2 separate regions of the Homo sapiens genome follow, and region 2 is linked to region 1. The links are chromatin contacts, found by Hi-C or POLR2A ChIA-PET in ENCODE. All regions are on one chromosome and are shown on one strand. The core of a region is the stretch at or near the end of the contact, and the rest is flanking DNA. Distances in the headings are between cores, read along the strand shown. Region 1 overlaps RAD51B (RAD51 paralog B). Region 2 overlaps RAD51B (RAD51 paralog B).

Region 1 (2,700 bases), core at 14-2,513:
AATTGTTCAGGTCCATTGAGTCCTTTCATCACTAAGGTTTGAGAGAAAGGCCTGGAGTGGTTTTCCCCATGCTGTCCTCCTGCTCCCCAACCATGACGGTGTCTGCCCCAACCTGTCTGCTGTGGTAGGAGCTGGAGGTGAGAAGGAGACAAGAGGAAGAAAGAGAATAAGGAAAGCAATGAGGGCAAGAGGCAGAAGGAAGAGAGTGAGAACAGGGTAGGTCCAGAAAGGCCACGCTCCCAGACGCATGCCTCTCCCCATCCCAAACCCTTCCTGTCCACATCCAGCTTTGTATAGAGATACCCAATATTTGTTACGGAGTTTGAGCGTCACAAAAACAAATGTGGTTTTAGTATTTGCTGGCTTAGTTTTGCCATGCTCTGGAAAATCAAAAATCATTCCACGATTAAAAAAAAAAAACACAAAAATAAACTTTTATCTTAGCTTCAGCTCAGAAAATATCAACTGTCAGTTCTAGAATAAAAGCTGATAAGGTTTCAATATTCCAGCCTGCCATTTCCATCTTGAAGGACTGCACAACAATTGTTTTCTGGGAAATTCTGAAAGGCTGTGGGGAATTTTTCTTGTGAAATATTTGTGGAGAAGAGGCCAAACTTCAATTTGGCTTGAAGAAAACATGGGTGTGGGAGTCAGGCAGACTTTTATTTCTGGCACTGTCACTAACCTGCTGTGCAATTCTGGGAAATTCTCCTAACCTCTCTGTACCTAAAAGTGTTGAGTCCACAAAAGATATGCAGAGAATGAATGTATAACAACTGTTAATGTAGCAGTCTGCTTAGAATAAATGTTTCATATATTTCACCCACATTAGGATGAGTGCTGTACTCAAAATTCCACCTTTGCATTGCTTATCTTCAACCTTAAGAAATCCATCCTACACAGAACCAATGGCAGTGGCCAAGGAAAAGGGGATGAAGGAGCAACTTGAAATAATTTGTGTTTATGGTGAGAATGCTTCCAATCTTAATAAGTTCATACCTCTTATTATCAGCCCTGAGGAAAACTGTCTTCTGTAGATTTCACTGTGAAATCCACAGGCAAAGCTAGAGAAACACTCTGCCTAGTAGGGGAGCCCCTAAAGAAGAGAGTGGCTCAGTCTGAGGGAATGCAGAAGGAGGAGGTGAAAAAAAATCTCCTCAGCTTTGCACAAGCACACACTCGCTCAATCACAGAGGGGGCTGACGCAAGTAGTGCTTCCGTGCTACTTTTGACCACTGAGTTCAGAAAAATGCATTGAAGTAGAATTGTGTCTGCCATTTGGCAAAAGTAAACACACAAGATAACCATGTGGCTCCCTAAGGCAGCTTTCTCTTTGGCCTACTTCTCTTGGGGTGCACATGCAAGGGGATGCAGTGGAAACTGTGGGCCGGCAGCTACCGTGCCATAGACATAGGTGTGGAGAGCTATGGTTCCACTGCTGGCTGCCCCACTGGCCCCAATGGGCTGAGGTTAGCACGTGTTGGTTCCGGATCTCAGATGGGGCCGGCAGTTGTAAAGAGGCCACAAACAGCAAGCTAGTGTGCTGTTTCCACCTTCAGCCCAACCCCGACGGCATCCTGTCAGTGATCTTGGGCCCACTGCAGGAAATAACATGCACAATTGGTGAACTGTGACAATGCAGCCACAGTGGCTTCCAGTGGTGTATTCGCCAACTGTGTGCAATTTTGCAGTTAGTATGAGGCCAAAAAAGTCTCTGGCCAGCTAGAACCTGGAAGAGAACAAGGCCAATGGTCAGATGACTCTGAGGTTCACATGGATGTGGAAGAAACTATCCTACCAGCCTTCTGCTGCACTGTACGTGTCCTGTGGCCAAGTTGCTTTGGTGTGTAGTTGGGTATCCTTGCCTGCTACCTGATCACTGCCCACTGAGTCCCATAGAAAGGCAGAGGAGGTGAATTTCCAGCAGCTCCCCGAGTTTCTGCTGACCTTTTTAGGTGTTTTTATTACCTGTGGTGCTTTCTATTCATGTGTACTCCTGGGCTCTGGGGATTCCCCTCCCTTTGATTTACAAGGAGGATTAGAAAGACACAGCTTTGTGATCGGTCCCTCACAGACGGCTGGTATTAAGTGATTTCCCCTTCTTAGACTCATTTGAGGCCAAGAAAACAGTTCTGTTGAATCACTTGCTCCTTGGAGGTATGAAAATAGGGCACTTGGGGGAGTCCAACCTGATAAATACCAACATTGATACCCTTCAGCCTCAGCTACACTTCCAGTGGCATATAGTAGAGCGGAGTTGAAGCAGAGGAGTCTCGGGTCCCCCCCAGCCTCTGAGAAACCTCCAGTGGAGAGTAAGCAACTCTGGGCTTACTGCTTGTATTTCTGTGCCACCAGCACAAATGGCATCCTAACCACCAAGGGCTCTCCAAACTCACTGCCTGGAGAGGTGCAACCAATTCTATCTCCAGAGTGAATCTGTAGCATAAAATGGGAGCAAAGGCCACTCACTATGTATTGAAACAGAGGTCACAAGGTCTGCCTAGGAACAAATTTCCAAGTTAGCCACCTCATCAGATATGCTCTTGAACAAAAGTTATTTATTTGATGTCCTCAAGGAAGGGATATTGTGTAAGGTGTTATTTTTAAAAGGAGGGGTGGGGGCAGCTGAAGCAATGCTGTCTGTGTCTGTACTTAAAGAAATGACATCAATATAGACACACAATAATAACCTACAATTAA
Region 2 (2,968 bases), core at 131-2,630, 170 kb before region 1:
ATATCTCAAAAAGATTCATGCTCTCTTTGTCTTTTTGGATTAACTTTATTAGTTTATCATACAGACATAATTTCAAATGAATCATGAGAAAGAATATACATATGTGGTCAAACCTCCACATTAAAGTGCAGGCACTCTTTGTGAACTTTAGTTTTTCTATCTCCAATTAGGTAGTGATTTAGTAACATTATCTTAATATCAGTTTGAGGGTTATGCACATACACACACATGTGCACACACACACACATCCCACATGTGAATATGTACCAAATAGCTCCTCTTAAGGCTACTCAATACAATTTTTTAGCTATTATCAAGTCATGGTTATAGGGGGCTAAAAAAAGGAGGCTTGGGGTCAAGTACAATCATCATTATTACAAAATGTAACACACCTTAGATCTGGTCAAGCATGGCTTCAAATCTTGGCTATATGATTTTGGGTACTCTAACCTCTTCAAGACTTACTTTCCTCATCTCTAAAATGAACACAATAGCACTCATCTCATAGGCTTATTGTGAGGATTAAAGAGATGAAAGAAATTAGTGAAAAATGCGGTACGTCATAGGAACCTGAGAAATATTAGTTTCTTTCCACTATGATGAGAGAATCTTATGGGGATAAAAATTGCAGAAAAGTTAGTAACTTGCCCCATTTTAAAGGCTAAAGAGTTAGTTCAATGGTCTGCCTTTCCTTGCTGTCCATGTGAGAGTGCCTATGTGTGCAAGGCTAATGTACAACTTCACACACATGCTACAGAACTGTACATATTTCTAACCATTTCTAAAATTGTTAATGTTACCATTTGTTTAATATTACCATTGGGTATGCTGAAGGAAGTGAGAATTGACTTTATTGTCAGTAAGCTCATCGCCATCAAATACTACATTTAAATTTTATTTTTTATTGTTTTTTTAAAAAATCAAAAGTTAACATAAGTATCACCAATTTCAATTTTCAAATAAGTGTGAACTGGTTTCATCATCATCTGAATTTGGTAACTTCAATCTAGCGCCAATTAAAGCAAACAAATACTGTCGCAAGGAATTTCAAGCAACAGAAATCCATTCCCTTTCTCCACCCTAAATCAGGAGTATTTAAATAACCAAAAAAAACAAGATGCACAAGAGCTCTGTCCAGCTGTTAATGCTAAGCTCTGTATATCCAGTTAGGCAAGCCTGATTTCCCAGCGCCATCCACAAGACCCATAAGAAACAGAGCTGGGTCCTCCTGTCCAGGCCCATTAGAAAATGCAGCAGAGGCAAGGCAGCTCTGGCCTTCAAGGGTCACAGAAGGAAGACTATGGCTGTGTGATTACTATAGTAAAAAGATGCCAGGAACTCAGAGGGTGTGTCTTGAATTCTGAAGCACACATCCCTGTTACATCATGCTTGGACCACACGGGACTTTCTTTAGTCTCACAGGAACCCATTCAAGGAAGGCAACATGTTTCTATGTAAAGGGGCTGAAATCTGGGCTTGACACATCCAAAAACAGCTGGTCAAATGGGACTGGTTTGTGTAATGTACCACATCCCTGGCCCTGCTCTGATGGGTGGAGGAACCAATTCTAGTGAGAAATCAACATGCTCTTTCTTCAGAGCACGGTCAAATTAATTCTCTCTGTTACCGCAGCATTCTTACTATTTCCCTAAAGTCCTCCTCCAGCAAATGCAAGGGCAAAGGACAAGAAGAAAACACAAGACAGGATTTCAGATGAGTTGAAGAGTGTAACAGAGAGACAACAGGGCACCCTTCCTGTCTTTTCCTTTAAGCACAAACGAAATTAGTTTCAGTAAGATGGAGGAGAGCTAGAACTTTATACAATAACTCTCCCCAGTGCTGTCAGGGTATAACCAGGAACCTGTCAGCTTCGTCTTTTGTATTTTCAATATTTTTAATGTGAATGTTTCTAAATCTTACACTATATATAACCATAGAATGACTCACTTATCAACTATTATAAGGGAATTAAGGTATCTTTAATTCATAGAAATAAGCTCACAGACTGAAATAATTCAAGAAACAGGTATAGGCACCAGAAGGATCTCAGAAAGAACTTGGTAGGAAGAGCTTGATAGCAACCAGACTGGATATATAAGGAGTTTAAAATTCTAAAATTCTCATTAGAATCATTTGTTGGTGCTCAATCTGTGTTTCCAGGCAGTCTACCTACTTAACACACATACCATCAGGCTGAGCATTCTATAGAATGAGTGAATAGGTTATCTTGCCTGAAACAGAGGGCCCTGAAGCTGAGAATACTGACCATCACAGGAGTCAAAAACTGTCCAATATGAGGCATTCCCTGTGCTGAGAAGTCTGGACAGGGCCCTCTGTGGGGTGCAGCATGGCCTGGCACTGAGCCCCCACAGTCATGCTAAGAATGAACTCTGCTCAGAATCCTCAGGGGCCTTTTACAGTTTCATAATCCCATATACCCTTCTTACTGTTAATGTTGACTTGACTACACTGTGAGACTATTTGCCAGTCCCAACAAACAATTAATTTTTCTCTCTCTTTCCCGGTTGGTACACTATGAATATGGCTTTATGTTTTTCTGATTATGTAAATACCACATGTTCACCATAAACAAGTCAAGCAAAACAGAGAGTCATGAGGAATAAAGCAACCTAACCTCTTTCAGTGGTTCTGAGTGAGAAAAACTATGTGAGGAACTACAGAACAGAGTGTGGTATCTAAGCTCCGTCTCTCCCCGAGGGCCCTTCAGAGGTGGAACAGGAGGCAAGTTCAGAAGATATAGTCTTTTAAAAAGTCCTGGCCAGGCGTGGTGGTTCACGCCTATAATCCCAGCACTTCGGGCGGCCAAGGCGGGTGGATCACCTGAGGTCAGGAGTTCGAGACCAGCCTGGTCAACAGGGCGAAACCCCGTCTCTACTAAAAATACAAAAATTAGCTGGGTGTGGTGGTGCACTTGGGTATTCCCAGCTACTCGAGACGCTGAGGCAGA

Evidence for each region. A loop is a pair of places that touch in the nucleus more often than their neighbours do. ChIA-PET counts read pairs that join two places held with the same protein, here RNA polymerase II (POLR2A). Pooled maps may share reads with other maps.
Region 2: a loop to region 1 is called in a map with no recorded cell type, with 5 times the contacts of the local background. The contact joins two enhancer-like sites. A Hi-C loop is called at or near these places in 1 of 168 maps with a recorded cell type or tissue (HepG2), 3 of 37 single-sample maps with no recorded cell type and 5 of 50 pooled maps. POLR2A ChIA-PET finds 5 or more read pairs at or near these places in 6 of 52 experiments (A673, B cell, CD4-positive, alpha-beta T cell and 3 more).

The regions. Positions count from the first base shown.
Region 1 is chr14:68,282,479-68,285,178 of GRCh38, reverse strand. All of the region lies in intron 7 of RAD51B (RAD51 paralog B), which reads right to left. Among named protein-coding and RNA genes, the nearest start is that of RAD51B-AS1, 400 kb to the left of the region's middle. RefSeq lists enhancers at 1-8, 1,745-1,814. Within about 2 kb of position 1,263, at least 18 of the 41 ENCODE cell types and tissues checked have a DNase peak (open chromatin) inside an H3K27ac peak, as active enhancers do.
Region 2 is chr14:68,450,328-68,453,295 of GRCh38, reverse strand. The region is part of intron 9 of RAD51B (RAD51 paralog B); the gene reads right to left. Among named protein-coding and RNA genes, the nearest start is that of RAD51B-AS1, 230 kb to the left of the region's middle. Within about 2 kb of position 1,380, at least 7 of the 41 ENCODE cell types and tissues checked have a DNase peak (open chromatin) inside an H3K27ac peak, as active enhancers do.